Linked DNA regions of Homo sapiens: region 1 is linked to region 2. A link is a loop called in an ENCODE intact Hi-C map of the cell type or tissue named here. Cell type or tissue: breast epithelium. All regions are shown on one strand.

Region 1 (2,500 bases), 70 kb before region 2:
CAGAATGACTCCAGAGAGCTCTACTTTCTGTTTTTTACTTTTCATGATTGGCTGTCTTCCCATTTATTCTGGTCATTTATTGCTAGTGACACTGTGCCTGCTTCCAGTAGTCTCATTTTCCCTATTTTGCTAATTTGTTACTTTTTCTTTGCTAATTTGGAAGATTAACTCATTTTTAATAAAATTATGTCTAAGATTAAAACTGGTTCTAAGCAAAAGCCCTTATAATTTTTCTCTTATGAGTAAAATGCACACACTTCAAAAATAAAGTTTATGACATCTATTTTGATTGCTCTAGGAACTATATTATTTATTTCCTTGCTCTTAGCTATGGCCTTCTTGTTGAAGTTGCTGAATCCATTACCTCAAAACCTAACACTTAGCATAAATAAGGTGTTAGTGTACTTGGATCAAATGACAGCAAAATTCTGGGTATGCTTAGCTTTATTTGTTCCACGAAGAATGACACTGAAGTACATGAAACTGCTGCCTCCTCACGTGAAGTTGTTTTACAGGGTTACAGATACTGGGCTGGCATCGGCGTCCTCCAGAGTTGTGAATCTGCCCTGACTCACTATCGTCTTGTTGCCAATCATGGTATCTATGTTTCCCCTTTTACCTTTTAGGAAAAAAAAATAAATGGAATTAACTTTAAACATTTCTATTTTTATTGTTCTATTTGAAGTATTATAAATGGCTCTTTTATGTGGACTCATCTTTAAACTAGTTGAGGTTCAGAAGTACTTTTTTCTTTATATAATTTTGCTTTAGGTTCTATTTACGTTGTGAAAAAAGTTCAATTTATTAATAGATTACTGATTTGCGATCTATATAGACTACTGTAAAAACAGCTTCCTTTAACAATGTGTTCGTCAACGTTTGGCAGCTGGAATTGTACTTCTCTCTCTCTGGAACAATTCTTCTGATTTTCCTCCACCTTATTGTTTTATCCCTCTATTTCAGTTGCTAGTGATATCTCGCTAACAGGAGGCTCAGTAGTACAGAGAATACGGCTGCCTGATGAAGTGGAAAATCCAGGAATGAACAGTGGAATGCTAGAAGAAGATTTGATTCAATATTACCAGTTCCTAGCTGAAAAAGGTGATGTACAAGCACAGGTACGTGTTTGAACATCTCACCAAATATCTTTACTGCATTGTATATTTTAATCTGTGGGGGACGGGAGCAAGCACTTATATCTGTAAGTTACATTTTCATTGCCCTGAGCAATTATGAACTACATATTAGAATCACCTGAGCCCCTTAAAAAAAAAAACCAAGAGTCTCACACTCTCAGGAGATTCCATTTGGGTTAGTGTGGGATGGGGCCTAGGCATTGAGGGTTCCTAAAACTGTCCAGGTGACTCTCCCGTGTACTGCCCCTAAAAAAATCACTGCTTGAACAGAGCAGCATTAACACCGATGATGAAGGCTGTTACTGGAGTCACCAATGATGAAAACTGTCACTTTCTCTAAACAAGAAGTCCCTGGAATATTTGCAATATCAGATGCTCTTCAGAGCTATTTACCATTCGTGTTTCTTTGGCTCATCTAAAATCATAATTTCTTCAAGGTCAAGAACAGAAGTAAGCTCGTTTAATGGAAGTTGTATAATGTCCGTCAAAGTACCATGTGTGCACACACAGGTTTCGTGGCTTCTTTTGATATTAAAATAAAAAGAACTTTAACATTTATATTTTTTTCCACTAAGTTTGCAATTATTTCTAATTTAGGACATGTACAGATGAGCATTAGATACTTATTAAGAACAGTTGGTTTTAAGACTAGCAGTGGAGTCTTAAGGAAAAAAAAACGTAGTGAAACGTAGATCTAAATGTTAGCTGATAGAAATTATAATAAACTTGTTCAATTAAACATCTTATTTTTACATTATTGTAAAATTTAGTTTACTTAAAATTTTCTGTTTTACTTGCTTTCTGTGTATCTTGCTTGTTGTGTTTACTCTTCTCTCCTTTCTTGCCCTTTTTTGGTTGAGTGCTTTTTCCTGTTGCATCTCTTCCCCTCTGCCAGCATGATGCTACTCTTGTAGTGGTTATCTAGCGATCACAACATGCATCCTTGACTTACCAAAGTCTGGTACGATGAGCACTTTTACCATTTCCAGGACAGCACAGAGATCTCAGAGTATTCTGTGTGTGTTTGATTTTATATATTTTGGTACCATGAGATACTGTTGTTTTGTACAGTCCATATTAATTTACATTTATTTTCAAATTTACCTTTTCATTGCTTTTTATTTATTTTTTTATTTTTTATTTTTTGAGACAGATCCTTGCTCTGTTGCCCAGTGCCACTATCTCAGCTCGCTGCAACCTCCGCTTCCCGGGTTCAAGCGATTCTTGTGCCTTAACCTCCCCAAGTAGCTGGGAATGCAGGCATGCACCACCACACCCAGCTAATTTTTGTATTTTTAGTGGAGATGGAGTTTCACCATGTTGGCCAGGCTGATCTTGAACTCCTGGTCTAAGTGATCCCACCC
Region 2 (2,500 bases):
TCTCCCTGGCTTTCATTGAAAGAAGGTACCATTTTAGTGCTGTGTGTCCATGCAAACACACCATCTGAATGAAAGGGCATTCTCAAGCATATTTCATGCCAAATGCCGAGAAGTAGAGTGGGACCATCAGTGGCTTTCTATCTACCTGAACTTTGAAGTTAGACACTAGACCATTGCCAGCTTGATAGTCCTTCCATTGGCTGCCCTTTGAAGTTAGCTAACTGGTTTAAAAAAACCAAATGGGATACTTTAAATGAAAACAGATTTTATTTGTTTGCCTTAGAAACGGAAAACATTTATCTTAAGTTTTTTTGGTTTTTGTTTCTGTTTTTTTTTGAGACAGAGTATCATTGTGTCACCCAGGCTGGAGTGCAGTGGCAGGATCTCAGTTCACTGCAGCCTCTGCCTCCTGGGTTCAAGCGATTCTCATGTCTCTCCTTCCCCAGTAGCTGGGACTACAGGTGTGTGCCACCATGCCTGGCTAATTTTTGTGTTTTCAGTAGAGACGGGGTTTCGCCATGTTGGCCTGGCTAGTCTCGAACTTCTGGCCTCAAGCAGCCCACCTGCCTCAGCCTCCCAAAGTTCTGGGATTACAGGCGTGAGCCACCATGCCTGGCCCATTTGTCTTAAGCTTTTAAAAGAGAATAATGATAATGCCATGGTTAAGTGGATAAGGCTGGGGTGATCCATATTTGGTAGACGTATCCAGTTATACGTTGTTTAAATGTCGTCTATTATGTGAACTCAGAGCTGTCAAAAATAATACTTTGTGTTTTTCCCCATCCTTGCCAAACATAAAATATTCATTTTTTTCTAAATCATTCCGTGTCCCTACATTTCCCTCTACTTCAGACTTTGAACAGTTGAAGGGTGGAAAACTTTTATCATTGCTGAAATTATCAAAAACACTATCAATAGCTATCATGCGTTGAGTTTTACGTCCACTGCTGAGTGGTTATACCATGTTATTTTACTTAATTTGCACCTCAACGCTGTAAGGTCAGGAGGAGTAGCATCTCATCTAAGGAGTAGCATTACATGAGGAGTAGCATTTCATGAGACAGAGGCTGGAGCTAAGTACTTTGTCAAAGGTTGTAATGGAGCTGGGCTTTAAACCTACCTCTCTTAATCGCTTAGATCTAGAAGCTATGCCCTGAGTCACTGTGGTATCTGGAAGCAAAAGGAAATGTGCTCTAAAGAGTTAACAGGGGCTATCTGTGCACTCTGGCCACACCCTGGGAGATGCCTGGTAGGAGGAAAACTGCTTTTGTTTTTGCACGGTCAGTTCACAGTATCAGCAGGGCAGTCAAAGCACACTTTTTTCTCTCTCTCTTTTTTTTTTTCCCATCTCATCCTTATTCTTTTTGTTATGATCTCTAAAAAGTTGGTGAGTTAGGGAGTGAGGATCTATTTGAGTAAATCCAGCATGTTTCTCAGTCACCACCCATCAACCTAATTGGCATAGGCGGGGCTGTGCTGTCTGCAACACAGCCAGCTCCTCCAGCTGTGCCATCCATCATACTCAGGCACCCTGGAGCGCACATGCTCTGCTTCCGGTTGATTTTAAGTTCCCGATTCCTGAGCAGGCCTTGGGGAGGCAGTCCCAAGGAGTCAGAGTTGTTTGCTGTCGCATATCAGACTCCGGTCTGGGTGACTTGGCTGGTCACAGCACAGTGCTCCTGGGCCCAGGGGCTGTGATCTCCTGTCATTTGGTTGCCATTTTCCTGTGAAGAGGGTAGAGAATATGCACCCAGTCAGGTCAGGCACTTTGCAGAGGTGGGTCCTGGCTATAAGAAAGCCAGATAAGAGTGCAGGTTCATTTATGCATGTATGTTTCTACTCATAGGAAAACAACTCACGAGGCAAAAAAGTACATCTCGTGGATGGAGCAGGGCGAAGTGGTTACAAGTACAGACTCTGGAGCCAGACTGCCTGGGTTTGAATTGTGCGGTTTCAGGTAAGCTATTTAATCTCCCTGAGCCTCAGTTTCCTTATCTCTGTAAAGGGAACCTACTTCATAGGGTTATGAGGATTATATGATAATTTAATTAAATGAACAGTAAAGCACTTTGACATCAATGTCTGAGAGATGAGAAGTGTTACGTAAGTGTTTATCAAATAGCACATAAAAATAAAGCGGTAGGTGAACATCATGATTTGTAGGTTACACAGTGCTGTGTTAGACGAAGCTTACGTGACTACCTCAGTTAAGGTACTCACGGTGAGTTATGCTCAAACGAAATCTTATAAAATGTCCTAGGGAAACTAGCCATTTTAAAGAATCATGTGAGAAATATGTATGTAAACTGCCTTTTTGTAAAATGAACATGAGAGAAACTGTGTCAGAGGAAGCGAGAAGACAAGGTTGGATGACTCGATGTTTCGGGCGAGGGGGACTGGAGGGGTAGAGTGCCATCATCTTGGATGGGAAGGGTTCTTGCCGCAGTCATTTCAGGGAAGGGAGAGTCGCTGGTCAAATCTGGATGCGTTAAGTGTGAGA

Evidence for each region. A loop is a pair of places that touch in the nucleus more often than their neighbours do. Peaks named below come from ENCODE experiments on the same cell type or tissue, not always from the same donor. Only the 100,000 strongest peaks of a DNase experiment are listed, where the experiment ranks them.
Region 1: it touches region 2 in a loop (12-fold over the local background); 1 of 110 quality-filtered maps calls a loop at or near these places.

What each region holds. Positions count from the first base shown.
Region 1 is chr14:81,496,510-81,499,009 of GRCh38, reverse strand. SEL1L (SEL1L adaptor subunit of SYVN1 ubiquitin ligase) reads left to right here. Exons shown (of 21, transcript NM_005065.6): 9 at 516-597; 10 at 964-1,118. Among named protein-coding and RNA genes, the nearest start is that of SEL1L, 36 kb to the left of the region's middle. In breast epithelium, no CTCF peak of the experiment used is centred here; no DNase peak of the experiment used is centred here.
Region 2 is chr14:81,426,559-81,429,058 of GRCh38, reverse strand. It overlaps a transcript of STON2 not described here. Among named protein-coding and RNA genes, the nearest start is that of LINC02308, 22 kb to the left of the region's middle. RefSeq lists an enhancer at 1,079-1,583. In breast epithelium, no CTCF peak of the experiment used is centred here; no DNase peak of the experiment used is centred here; H3K27ac peaks cover 358 bases.